Linked DNA regions of Homo sapiens: all the other regions are linked to region 3. Evidence: chromatin contacts called from ENCODE Hi-C or POLR2A ChIA-PET data. All regions are on one chromosome and are shown on one strand. Each heading gives the region's core, a stretch centred on a gene start or an enhancer-like site at or near the end of the contact. The rest is flanking DNA. Distances are from core to core; before and after follow the strand shown.

Region 1 (4,235 bases), core at 1,250-3,749, 600 kb before region 3:
AACAAAGACCTGGCCAGTCTTAGTAGTCTACTCCCCCTCTAACCAAGGATTGGCCTGAGAAGCGGACACATGATCCAAGAAGGGCCAATCAGGGCCCTTTTGTGGAATTTACACTCGGTTGCTAGGACAGAAAAGCTCTCATTTTATCCATCATAATCAGGCAAGTTTGATATAAGCCTGGAGCTCTTTGTGGTAGCTCTGGAACATGACAGAGTCTTTCCTAAAATCTATCCTAGAGAAATAACTAGATACAGGCACAAGAATGGTCACTGCACCACAGGGAGAGGTGAAAGAGGGAGAGGAAGAGAAGCTTGGCAACATCATTTAGGTCTTGAAGCTTAGTTCCCTTCAACCCCCCACTTCTCAGCTACACCAGAAAATGCCTTTTTGCTTACAGTTGGAGTCTTTTTTGTTTTGAGATGGAGTCTTGCTCTGTCACCCAGGCTGGAGAAAAAAAATTAGCCAGGTGTGGTGGCGGGCACCTGGCTACTCGGGTAGTCCCAGCGACTCGGGAGGCTGAGGCAGGAGAATCACTCGAACCCTGGAGGCAGAGCTTGCAGGAAGCCAAGACTGAGCCACTGCACTCCAGCCTGGGCAACAGAGCGAGACTCTGTCTCAAAAAAAAAAAAAAAAAAAAAAAAAGAAAAAGAAAATGAGAGCATTCTTCTGAGGCTAGAAACTGCTTATGCATGCTGGGCCCCACTGACAGCATCCCGCTCCTCTCAAGGTATCTATCTTTTTTGGCTTCTAGATTGTCTGCATCTTCTAGTTTCTGTATAACTGTGTCTCTGACCATCTTTTGGTCTCTTGGCCTATTTGCCCTGGGCTCATGGCCTTCAGTGGGTTTGTTTCCCCCTCTGTCCCCTCCATCTCTCTCCACTCCATCTTCAGGCCTCTGTCTCTTTTTCAGTCCGTCTTGTTCATCATCACCCTCATCTCTCTTCCCTGTCCTAGTCAGCTCGCATCTCTCTTCACTTATGAGTCATTCTGTAGTCTGATTTTTCTCTGTAATCCAACTCTTCCTTTCTCCATCTCTCTTCAGTTCTCCATTTGACTTTCTCCATCTTTCTCATTAAAAAAAAAATGCTTTTTCAGGCCGGGCATGGTGGCTCACGCCTATAATCCCAGCACTTTGGGAGGCTGAGGCAGGCAGATCACCTGAGGTCGGGAGTGCGAGACCAGCCTGACGAACATGGAAAAATCCCGTCTCTACTAAAAATACAAAATTAGCCAGGGTGGTGGCACCTGCCTGTAATCCCAGCTACTCTGGAGGCTGAGGCAGGAGACTCGCTTGAACCCAGGAGGCAGAGGTTGCAGTGAGCCAAGATCGCACCACTGCACTCCAGCCTGGGCAACAAGAGCGAAACTCCATCTCAAAAAAAAAAAAAAAAAATTCATTTTTGTTTTTTTGAAACAGGGTCTCACTCTGTCACCCAGCCTGAAGTGCAGTGGCACAATCACGGCGTACAGCAGCCTCGACCTCCCAAGCTCAAGTGATCCTCCCACCGCAGCCTCCCAAAGTGCTGTGGATGACAGGAGTGAGTCACCACGCCCTTTCTCATTTTCTGTTTGAATCTTTTTTTCCTCCCTTTTGTCCTTCCAGTATTCACTCTCCATCACCACCTCTCTCCATTTCCCCATCTAATACTTTATCTCCCAATATCAGAAGCTTTAGTAATAGCTCATGCTTACTTACTCACATTAACACACAGACCTATCCTATCTGCATGATCTATTCCTATCCCACACCTATGTACATACACACACACACTTTTCTCACGACTGTCAGGCACTATGATCACCCCCTATTTTACTGAGCAATAGAGAGGCTAAGTGAGTAGCCGAGTGTTACATGAGCCACTCAAATCCAGGGGTTCGGGCTCCACTCCCTCGCTTTTCCATTTCTCAGCATCGTTCTCCATTATCTCCAGCTTTTGTGGGGTTCTTCCTATTTCAACTGTCTCCATCCTTCCGTATCTCTCGGTCTCCCCCGTGATTCAGTGTCTCGTTTCTCCATCTAAATTCCATTTTTTCTGTTTCTAGTGTCCACGATCAGTTTCCGACTTTTCCCTCCACTCCCCAAGTTCATGGGCGACCACGCCTCTCGGCCTCGTGGGCTCTAAGACTCTCGCTGGAACCCATCGGCACTCTCGCCCACGCTCTCTAGTTTTCAGCTTCCCTCCTCTCCCAACACCCTCGTCTTTCAGTCCCTCAGTTTCTCGAAGCTTCTTTTCGTGCCTCCATTTCTTTCGGTCTCTGGCCTGTCGCCCAGGTTCTCCCAGGGACGCTCAGGTGCCATCTCTGTCCGCGTTTGCCGGCCCTTCGGCTGCCTCCTACATTTCTCCTCATCTCGAGACTTCCCTCGCCCCTGGACTCGCACCCCAAACTACCCCCAAGCGGCCCAACTCCGACAGCCATCGCCGCCACAACCCGGTACACCCGTCCCGCCCCCCTCACTTACCACACGCCGCGAACGCCTTAACTTCCGGTCCCAAGAGCGCTAGTCTTGCGCCTGCGCACACAGCCATCTCGTTCTGACCCCGCCCCGCCACCACAGAAGAGCCAATCGGAAGCTCTGGGCTGCCCAAGACCCATCTTGCGCCTGTGCACAGCACGCTTCCGCCCCGCCTCGCTTGGGGCGGAGCCTCGAGTGATTGCGCCCTCTAGAGGCCAGTAGAGGCATTGCGGTACAGACTTGCAAGCGCCTCCTCCCCGGCCCCGCCCTCTCCTCCCCAAGCATAGCCACGTGCGCCTCAGCTCCGGGACGCCGGGGTTTTAACCCAAAGAGAGAGCTGGTCTGGGGCCCAGGAACTTTTTTTTTTCTTTTGAGACATAGTCTCACTGTCTCCCAGGCTAGAGTGCAGTGGCGTTATCTCACCTCATTGCAATCTCCGCCTCCCAAGTTCAAACCATTCTCCTGCCTCAGCCTCTCGAGTAGCTGGGATTACAGGCGCACACCACTACACCTGGCTGATTTTTGTATTTTTAGTAGAGACGAGGTTTCACGATTTGGGCCAGGCTGGTCTCCAGCTCCTGATCTCAAGTGATCCGCCCGCCTTGGCCTCCCAAAGCACTGAGATTACAGATGTGGGGCATCTCACTCAGCCTCTACCTCTTTTCTTTCTACAACCCCATTTTCTGTTACCTTTCTCTGCAATAAACTCAATCACACACATTCAGGAAGACCCCCAAGTATAGAAACAATCTCATTAGCCAGCAATGCACCCTCTCTTTTATTAACTGAAAGAAGAAACAGCTGGGCACGGCGGCTCACGCCTGTAATCCCAACAGTTTGAGAGGCCGGGGTAGGTGGATCACCTGAGGTCAGGCGTTCCACACCAGCCTGGGCAATATGGCCAACCCCTGTTTCTACAAAAAAATACAAAAGTTAGTCGGATATGGTAGTGTGTGCCTGTAGTCCCAGCTACTCAAGAGGCTGAGGTGGGAGGATCGATTGAACCTAGGAGGCTGAGAGACTGAGGCTGCAGTGAGCCATGATGGTACCACCGCACTCCAGCCTGGGTGACAGAGCCAGACTGTCTCAAAAAAAGAAAAAAGTGTTGTTGTTTTTTTTTTCTGAGACGGAGTCTCGCTGTCGCCCAGGTTGGAGTGCGGTGGCGCGATCTCGGCCCACTGCAGGCTCCGCCTCCCAGGTTCCCGCCATTCTCCTGCCTGAGCCTCCCGCATAGCTGGGACTACAGGCGCCCGCCACCACGCCCGGCTAATTTTTTGTATTTTTAGTAGAGACGGGGTTTCACTGTGTTAGCCAGGATGGTCTCGATCTCCTGACCTCGTGATCCGCCCACCTCGGCCTCCCAAAGTGCTGGGATTACAGGCATGAGCCACCGTGCCTGGCCAGAAAAAAGTTCTATGTCTAAAAAAAAGAAGGACTCTAAAGTTTTTGGCCTGAGCATTTGGAAATATGGAGTCACCATCTACTACCATCAGGAAGACGTGGGAGAGAGGCTAGAGAGAAAATCCGAAGATCTGTTTTCAGCATATTGTTTGAGTTATGCATTGGACATCAACTGGGGATGTCAAGTGGAACGTTGGATATAATTATCAAGCCTCTGGAAAACAACTTAGAGATAGAGAAGCCAATTCATACATTATTATCAAAAGAAGAAGAATAAATGGACTAAGCATTCTGCTTAAAATTTCCAAACAAGGCCAGGTGCGGTGGCTCACGCCTGTAATCCCAGCACTTTGGGAGGCCGAGGCAGGTGGATTACCTG
Region 2 (4,557 bases), core at 1,029-3,528, 840 kb after region 3:
CCCCCAGGCTGGAATGCAGTGGCGCAGTCTCAGCTCACTGCAAGCTCAGCCTCCCGGGTTCATGCCATTCTCCTGCCTCAGCCTCCCGAGTAGCTGGGACTTCAGGCGCCTGCCACCACTCCCGGCTAATTTTTTGTATTTTTAGTAGAGACGGGGTTTCACCATGTTAGTCAGGATGGTCTCAATCTCCTGACCTCGTGATCCACCTGCCTCGGCCTCCCAAAGTGCTGGGATTACAGGAATGAGCCACTGCGCCCGGCCTTTTTTTTAATTTTTTTGAGACAGAGTCTCACTCTGTCGCCCAGGCTGGAGTGCAGTGGTGAGATCTCGGTTCCCTGCAATCTGTGCCTCCTAGGCTCAAGAGATTCTCCTGCCTCAGCCTCCCGAGTAGCTAGGATTACAGGCACATGGCACAACACCCAGCTATTTTTTTTTTTTTTGAATTTTTAATAGAGACAGGGTTCCACCATGTTGGCCAGGCTGGTCTCGAACTCCTGACCTCAGATGATCCACCTGTCTCAGCCTCCCAAAGTGTTGGGATTACAGGCGTGAGCCACTGCACCCAGCCTTACATTCACCACATCTTACCTGACCCCACACCCCCAAGTGAGAACCTGGGCCAGAGACTTGGGTTTCACCTAGACATCTTCCTTTCCCTCGCTAGCGCGACACTCACCATGCTTTCCATATATTCTCTCAAATGTCTCTCCGTGTCCCCCTTGACACTGTCCCTGTCTTAGTTTAGTCTCCCCTCGCTTTCCTAATCCTTTTCTTACCCCTGCTCATGACTTTTTTTGACTCTACCCAGTAGTCTTGCTCCCTCCCACCCACCCTCCACACAGCAGGCAGAGGGGCCTTTTTTTTCTCTCTCTCTTCTTTTGAGACAGGGTCTTACTCTGTTGCCCAAGCTGGAGAGCAGTGGCCTGATCATAGCTCACTGCAGCCTGCAACTCCTGGGCTCAAGCGATCCTCCCGCCTCAGCCTCCCAAGTAGCTGGGACTACAGGCATGTATTTTTTTTTTTTTTTTTTTTGAGACGGAGTCTCACTCTGTCGTCCAGGTGGAGTGCAGTGGTGCAATCTCAGCTCACTGCAACCTCTGCCTCCCGGGGTTAAGCGATTCTCGTGCCTCAGCCTCCCGAGTAGCTGGGATTACAGGCATGCACCACCATGCCCAGCTAGTTTTTGTATTTTCAGTAGAGATGGGGTTTCACTGTGTTGGCCAGGCTTGTCTCGAACCCCTGACCTCAGGTAATCCGCCCGCCTTGGCTTCCCAAAGTGCTGGGATTACAGGCGTGAGCTCCACCGCGCCCGGCCCAGGCTACGGATTTTAGCTTTTATGTTCATTGTACCAGGAACTGTGTAAGTGCTCATGTATATTTATTGAGTCGATGAATGAAGCACCAATTGTCGAATGACCTTGAGGACTCCTGCAGGATGCTAACGAACACACTTCTCAGCCGGACTGAGCTCCATCATCCTGCCATGCGGCTCACCCCACCTGCGTTCTGGCTTCATTCCTGTCTCCATGCACTTGCTTAAAGTCGTGCCGGCGTCAGGATCTCCCTTCCTACCAGCCAGGAAGCTCTTCCCTCTTATTTTCCCCGCTCCTCGAGGTAAAGGTGCGCACAGAGGGGCCCCCAAGGCGTGACTGGAAGGCTTGTGGGTCGCTATGGTTACTGCATCCGCCCGGGGCGGGACATCCCCAGGACGCCCAGCCTCTAGGGGTGCGAGGTGGGAAGCTCTGGAGCGGCCCAGCGCAGGGGCGGGCAAGCCAGGAGGCAAAGCGGTTTCCTCACGCCTCCACCCCACCCACACAGTTGTCAAGGAGACAAAGCGCTTCCCTTCAGCGCTGTCTCCCTCCCCTTTGGTTAGAGGGCAGGGTGGGCTGGAAGACTGTCCGAAAGGTTGGGTACTGGCGCGCTCCCAGCATCTCTCCCATCCAAGCTCGCAACGCCTGCGCCGAGACCCGGTACCGGGTACAACCCGAGGCACGCGCATGCGCGCGATGGAGTTTTTGCGCGTGCGCCGTTGTGGCCCCAGGAAGCTGGGGTACCCGCGCGGCGCTAACGTTGCGGCTGCGCAGTTGCGGCCTGCTGGTGGGGCTCGGCGGAGCGCAGTTCTGCGCCTGCGCTGTGCTGGGGTAGGTGGGAATGAAACCCTGGCGGTAAGGGCATTGGGGCCGACTGGCCCTGGGCGCGCCTGCGCCTTGGCATGCGGGGCGGCCGGAGGCGGGGCCGAAAGAGGGGAGGGAGGGAGGCGGGGGGTGGGAACAGGCCGCAGAAGCCCGAGCCCTGACCCACCGGCGGCTGCGGCGGAGCCGGTGAGTGACCCGTGGCCCGACTCGGTCCCCACCCTCCGCGACCTTCGCTCTCCCTGCCGTCCCCCGTAGCCTCCGTTGTCTCCTTGTGATACGGGACCCCCGTTATTTCCAGAGCTCCCCTTAATTTCTGGCAATCCCCAGAGCCCCCACAATCCTCGCAGACCCTGATCCCTAATATTTGATCGTTCCAGCTCTTCCAGTGATACAGGAGCTCCCACCTCACCATTATTCCTGGACATCCCTCTAAGGGCCCTTCTCATATCGGTCTTACAGACGCCCCGTTGCCCCCTAGAGCCCCTAGAGCGCCTCCTCTGCTCCAGATTCCCCCCTTCTTGCTGCATCCCCCCTTCCGCATCTCCTTATCTTCATGCATCTAAGACCCCCCCGAGGCACCCCCATCCTCCCTCCATTTCCTATCCTCCCGTGCCCCCATTCTCTAACTCCTGCAGACACCTCCTCTCCTCGCACTTTTCCTCCTTTCCTTCCATCCCTCCAGACCCTCCCCCAATTTCTATCAACTCTTCAGCGTGGCACTTCGCGCCGCGCGAAGTCCGAGCCAAGCGCTCAGCCGGTGTCAGCTACTCTTAGGCGCTTCCGACTTACCCGGGTGCCCGTCGCCCCCGCCCGCCCCCCGCCCCCACTCCTGCCCCCGGGGACTAAGGAGCTCTCGGCCCGGCGGTCTGGGAGAGGCGGCGGCGGGGGGACCCCGAACCCCAGCCAGCCCCGTGCGCCCTTTGCCCGCAGCGCCGGCGCCCCCCATGCGCCAGACGGCAGGACGGCGGCGTCGGGGGGCGCCATGGCCTCGGCGGCGGCGGGCGAAGCGGAGGAAACCACCCGGTTGCGCAAGCCGCGCTTCTCATTCGAAGAGAACCAGATCCTGATCCGCGAGGTGCGCGCCCACTACCCGCAGCTCTACGGCGCGCAGAGCCGTCGGGTGAGCGTGGCAGAGCGGCGGCGCGTGTGGGACGGCATCGCCGCCAAGATCAACGGTATCACCAGCTGGAAGCGCACGGGCCAGGAGGTGCAGAAGCGCTGGAACGACTTCAAGCGCCGCACCAAGGAGAAGCTCGCTCGCGTGCCGCACTCCACGCAGGGCGCCGGGCCCGCCGCGGAGGACGCTTTCTCCGCGGAAGAGGAGACCATTTTTGCCATCCTGGGGCCAGGTGTGGCGGCGCCGGGGGCAGGTGCTGGGGCGGAGGAGCCCCCTGCGGCCCCCTCTTCACAGCCGCCGCCCCCAAGCGCCTGCCCTCAGCGCTACGTGTTGTCGGAAGACCGCCGGGAGGACCGACGTGCAGGTGAGTGTCTTCAGAGTAGGCTGTGTGCCTGCGCTGTTGCAAGCCTTTTACATGTCTCATCAAAGCCTTGCTGCAGCCCTGTGAGGTGGATGCTGTCCTTCGCCCCATTTTATAGCTAGGGAAACTGAAGCTCAGAAAAATGAAATGACTTGCCTCAGTTCCGATAGCTAGTAACTGTCAAGAGCCAGGAATGGAACCAGATTTAGGAGGCCTGACTCAGGTCCACACCTGGGGTCATCAGCACAGGCAGGATTTCATTAAATGCAGTGTCGAGTAGTGACTCTGGAGGCAGGCTGCCTGGGCTCCGATCACAACTTTGCCACTGAACTGTGTCATCTGAGTAAGTTACTGTACTTCAGTTGCTGCATCTGTAAAATGGAGATAAAAATAGTCTGCACCTCAAAGCGTTGCTGTGAAGATTAAATGAGCTAATATGGGTAAGTTGCTTAGTTCAGCACCTCCTCAACTCTCATTGTTAGTTCTTGATAGAATCATCAATGCGGTAAGATGCATACTATTTCACTATTTCATAAATAAAAGACTCAGACATGTTTGGTAATTTTCCCAAGGTCATGCCTTGGATAGAGGTGTGGAGAGCTGACTACAGAAACTTCCTGCTTAGCCTTGATTCTGGATTATTTCTTCTACAGCCGTTCCCTGAGCACCTGCCCCATGCTCGATGAGGTTGGGGACACATGGATGACTGAGCCAGTCTAGTAGGGGGGTGGGGAAGACGGTGATGACTTGAGGGAGCAGGGCTGGGGTAGGGGATCCCAGGGACTGTGGGAGCCCAGAGAGGGTTTCTGATTTCGGTGGGGGGGGGGGTGGTCCAGGAGGGCTTCCTGGAGGAGGGGACATCAGAGCTGAGATGCAAAGAGTAAGAATGAAGAACTGGGAAAGTATTTTTGGTAGAGGGAACAGCATGTACAATGGCTTGGAGG
Region 3 (4,584 bases), core at 1-2,500:
GGGCGTGATGGCTCACACCTGTAATCCCAGCACTTTGGGAGGCCGAGGCGGGCCTGAGGCAGATCACCTGAGGTCGGGAGTTCAAGACCAGCGTGACCAACATGGAGAAACCCCGTCTTTACTAAAAATAAAAAAAAAATTAGCCGGGCGTGGTGGCGCATGCCTGTAATCCCAGCTACTTGGGAGGGTGAGGCAGGAGAACGGCTTGAACCGGGGAGGCGGAGGTTGTGGTGAGCCGAGATTGGGCCATTGCATCCCAGCCTGGGCAACAAGAGTTACACTCTGTCTCAAAAAAAAAAAAAAAAAAAAAAATCCCCTCCTTTGTTGGGCTTGGTTCCTAGGGTCACTCGAAGGGGGCTGCTCTATTATCATAGTAACCAGGCCTTGAACTTGCCTGTTTCTCACCTTCCGGAGGAAGGTCCAGGCCCTGTAACCATAGCAACTGCCCCTCAGCAGAGCATCTCCTCTAAATAAAAACACCTGGTTAGTTTGGTGCATGGGCCTCCCACGATGGGAAGGGGAAGACGGTTACCATGGTAATGCCAACTAGGTGGCTATGGGGGAGGGGCTGGGGAAGAGGTGCTTCTCTTAGAGATCAGTGTCCTTGGGGCTGGGGTCCTTTCTACCTGAATGCTAGGTGGGGGGGAGGTTGCCATAGTAATCAATGAGGATAGGAGCAGAAGGACCACCACGGACACTTAGGTTACCTTAGCAACCTTCTCCTGGTGCAGAGTCCTAAGAGGTTTGGGGCTCCATAACCACAAAGGTGGAAGCGAGGGGAAGGCTGCTCCCCACCACCTCGCCCCCACCGCTGGGGAAGGGTTACCATGACAACCAACCTGGCCGGCAATCAGAGAGGATGGGGCCACTGCTGGTCGCCCTTTCTCTCAGAGTAAAAGTAATTGTCCAGGAGAGTGGTGTTTGGGTGTGGAAGGGGTAAGGCTCTTTCTCTGGGGCGAAGTGGGAGGAGGGGGGCAGAAAGCGGCCCCTTCCTCAGTCTCACTCCAGCGAGGGGGACCGTCGCGCGGGGCCTGGGTCTCCCTCGCCCTCCTCGGGGCGCGATCTCCCACCCGCCGGCCCCCGCGCGGGCACGCTACCCTTCGGTGTAGACCCGGGTGGGCGAGGCTCGCGCTCGCCGCCGGCCCCCCTTCCTACTGTCCCCCGCCGGGCGCGCGCGCGGTGGTTGCGGCGGGGGAGGGGGGGGGGTGTTGGCGCGGCCGCGCAGGCGCGCGAGGCACAGCGGGCGCGCAGGCCGGCCCCGGGGCCTCCATGATGGAGGAGCGAGCGGCCGCCGCGGTCGCCGCCGCCGCCTCCTCCTGCCGTCCGCTCGGCTCAGGCGCGGGCCCTGGCCCCACTGGGGCGGCCCCGGTCTCCGCCCCTGCCCCCGGGCCGGGCCCGGCAGGTAAGGGAGGCGGCGGCGGAGGCAGCCCCGGGCCCACGGCGGGCCCGGAGCCCCTGAGCCTGCCGGGGATCCTGCACTTTATCCAGCACGAGTGGGCGCGCTTCGAAGCCGAGAAAGCCCGCTGGGAGGCCGAGCGCGCCGAGTTACAGGTGAGCGCTGTCCCGGGACCCCCGACCCCCAACCCGGCCCGGCCCGGCCCGGCCTCACCCGCTGCCGCCGCCGCCGCCATCTTGGAGCAATGGCCGCCGGGACGGCCGGCGGGGGGGCGGGAGGGGACCGCGACGGTCCCGGAGGGCGAGTGAGGGGCCGTCCGAGGGGTGTCCTGAGGGCACTCCGGGGTGGGACGGGACCGGGACGGCCCGAGGTGGGAGTGGAGGGACCGGGGGTGGGAGGGATCACCGGGACCGGCCGAGAGAAAGGGGCGGAGGGACCACAACCAGCTGGGAGTGGGACTGGGACTGGGACTGAGCACGCTGGCCGCGGGGCTCCTGAGAGAGGCGACTCGAGCCCTGGAGGGGAGGCTAAGAGAACTCGGGAAAGGGTGTGGAGAGGAGCTGGAGGGGTCTGGGAGACCTGAGTGGTCTCCTGTGGGAGTAAGCAGAAGCTTGCCGGGCGCCGAGGGACTCCCGACCCCGACCCCGACCATGGCCCTAGCCAGGTGCAGGTTGGAGGTGGGAGCGTCCAAGGGGGGAACTTGGGACCCGCTGGGAAAGAGCGGGTCCAGATGGGGAACCGGGAGGATTTAGGGAGAGGAAGTCGGGAACCTGGGATCGGTGTGTTTCGGGGCGACTGGACGGTGGGCACGGAAGGAGGGCTGTGTAAGGACCCGAGGGGTGGGAGGAGGGTTTCAAGGGGTCCAGGATGAAGGTGTGTGCCTTCCCCTCTGAGGAGAAACTTTGGGGATCCCGGGCATGTGTGGCTGCACAGTGCAGGGAAGGGTTCTTTGGAGTGGAAGTGTGGACAGAGCAGGGAATGTACCCTAGGAGCCTGGATGGGAGAGCTTAAGAGTGGAAGTTCCACTTTGGGGGTGTGCAGGAGTGGGCGCGATGGCACTGAGATGGCACGTGTGTTGTAGGATGTAGGTAGAGAGCCCTGAACTGGAGTGTGGGGTGTTGGGCATGTCCAGTATGGAGGTGAGGGTCCTGGGATGGTGCCAATGAGGACGAGTTAGGGGTTACCCTGGGGTGATGCTTTAGGGGGGAGAATTTTGTAGAGCCCGAAGGCAACATGAGGAGGCATCTCGGAACGGGGGTAGACTGGGGTTGGGGGGAAGGGGATATGTTTGTGGAAGTCTTGGGAAAAGACCCCGTGGTTTTTGGGGTAGCTTGGGACAGGGATGTTGAATGGAAGAGTCTGAGGAGTTGGGCTAGGGTTTGTGACCTCGTGGAGCGTCAGGTCCATTGGCAGTGACTGGAGGACCATGGAGATGTCCGGATTTGAAGGGATCAGGAATGGCCCGCTGGAAGTCTGAAGATTCTTGGACTGGGTTATTATTAGCAGAAATTGTCATTACCTGCTTGTAGCAGCCCACCTTTCCCCTTCCGATTTGCCGTTTGCTATCTAGTAGGAAGCTGGTACCCAAATAAATAGCTGATGAGAATTGTGTCGGTAGGGATGGGGTGCGGTGGCTCACGCCTGTAATCCCAACACTTGGGGAGGTTGAGGTGGGAGAATCCCTTGAGCCCAGGAGTTCGAGGCCAGCCTGGCCAACATAGCAAGACCTCATCTCTACAAAAAAGTACAAAAATTAGCCGGGTGTGGTGACATGCGCCTGTAGTCCCAGCTACTCAGGAGGCTGAGGTGGGAGGATTGCTTAAACCCCGGAGGTTGAGGCTGCGGTGAGCCATGATTGCACCACTGCACTCCAGCCTGGGCAAAAGAGTGAGATCCTGTCTCAAAAAAAAGCATTTTGTTCATAGGATGAGTAAAGACCCTCCAGTAACTCTCCCCCTGCCCTCACTTGTGGTGGCTGAGGCTTGGGGCTGGGATGGGAGCAGAATCCTTATGTAACTGCTCTCACTTCTGTCCCACTCTCTACTTCCGAAGCTCTTTCCCAGCATACATCTCATCAGATCTTCACAATGCCCTGTGATGTAGGCAGAGGCAGTGTCATTACCTCACTCAGCAATAACGGTACCAGCTGCAATTTAGTGAGCACATACCATGTCTGGGGCGCTGTATCAAGTACTGTAGATACGAGCTGTCATTTAATTCTTGCAGCATTCTGGGAGGATAAAGGATATTCCCCCTACCTTTAAAAAAAATCAGGAGAGGAAATGGAGGTTTTGAGAGGGTGATTTATCTAGGATCCCAGCAGATGAGCAGAAGGGCTGGTCTGTGGTGGACCTTTTGTTTATTTATTTATTTATTTATTTATTTTTATTTTTATTTTTTTGAGACAGAGTCTCACTCTGTCACCCAGGGTGGAGTGCAGTGGCATGATCTTGGCTCATTGCAACCACTGCCTCCCAGGTTCAAGCGATTCTCCTGCCTCAGCCTCGCAAGTAGCTGGGATTACAGGTGTGCACCACCACCACGCCTGGCTGATTTTTGTATTTTTAGTAGAGATGGGGTTTTGCCACGTTGGTCAGGCTGGTTTCGAACTCCTGGCCTCAAGAGATCCACCTGCCTCGGCCTCCCAAAGTGCTGGGATTACAGGCATAAGCCACCATGCCCGACCGTCGGTAGACTTTTAAGCCCATGTTCTGTACCTCTCTGCTACCCAGTACAGTTGAGAAAATTGGTTCAGGCAAGCATAGTGGCCTCCCCAGGGTCACCCAAGCAGTCATAGCAGAGCTTGGACTGAATCTTGGCCTCTGGGACTTTGCACCAGTGCACCGCACAGCACCCACCACACCATCTTCTCATCCTGGAGGCTGATGAGAGAAAAGATGTTTATCCCCTCACTTACTGACCCTTCTTGGAGTTTGAGAGGAACTTGTGTCTGGCATGGTACCAGCACTGTCACTTTGTACTTTTGTTTTCTTTTATTCTGTTAAGTTAGTAAAAATTCAGACATCTCAGAGGGGTGTGTGTGTGTGTGTGAGTGTGTGTATACACATATATATGTAAGTGAAAAAGGAAAGTTCCTTCTCTTCGTCCCTTTCCTGCTCTTCTCTCCTGAGAGAGAAGAGTTATTGTGCTTATGTAATAGATGAACTACTGCTGTATGTATCATTTTG

What was found. Hi-C counts contacts between places; a loop is a spot of excess contacts on that map. ChIA-PET counts read pairs that join two places held with the same protein, here RNA polymerase II (POLR2A). Pooled maps may share reads with other maps.
Region 1: a pooled map shows a loop between it and region 3 (8-fold over the local background). The contact joins the promoter of DHX34 here to the promoter of STRN4 in region 3. A Hi-C loop is called at or near these places in 5 of 50 pooled maps. POLR2A ChIA-PET finds 5 or more read pairs at or near these places in 2 of 52 experiments (T-cell and activated T-cell).
Region 2: a loop to region 3 is called in a pooled map, with 4 times the contacts of the local background. The contact joins the promoter of MYPOP here to the promoter of STRN4 in region 3. A Hi-C loop is called at or near these places in 1 of 50 pooled maps. POLR2A ChIA-PET finds 5 or more read pairs at or near these places in 2 of 52 experiments (Caco-2 and OCI-LY7).

What each region holds. Positions count from the first base shown.
Region 1 is chr19:47,347,579-47,351,813 of GRCh38, reverse strand. It overlaps DHX34 (DExH-box helicase 34), which reads right to left and starts at 2,499. Exons shown (of 17, transcript NM_014681.6): 1 at 2,462-2,499. RefSeq lists an enhancer at 1,755-2,659.
Region 2 is chr19:45,900,334-45,904,890 of GRCh38, reverse strand. It overlaps MYPOP (Myb related transcription factor, partner of profilin), which reads left to right and starts at 2,278. Exons shown (of 3, transcript NM_001012643.4): 1 at 2,278-2,321; 2 at 3,066-3,616. The coding sequence starts at 3,118. RefSeq lists silencers at 1,586-1,665, 2,226-2,275 and enhancers at 1,926-2,035, 2,466-2,515.
Region 3 is chr19:46,743,116-46,747,699 of GRCh38, reverse strand. STRN4 (striatin 4) reads left to right here and starts at 1,250. Exons shown (of 18, transcript NM_013403.3): 1 at 1,250-1,551. The coding sequence starts at 1,270. It overlaps FKRP (fukutin related protein), which reads right to left and starts at 1,643. Exons shown (of 4, transcript NM_024301.5): 1 at 1,610-1,643. RefSeq lists silencers at 825-874, 915-1,014, 1,055-1,204, 1,215-1,264, 1,475-1,704.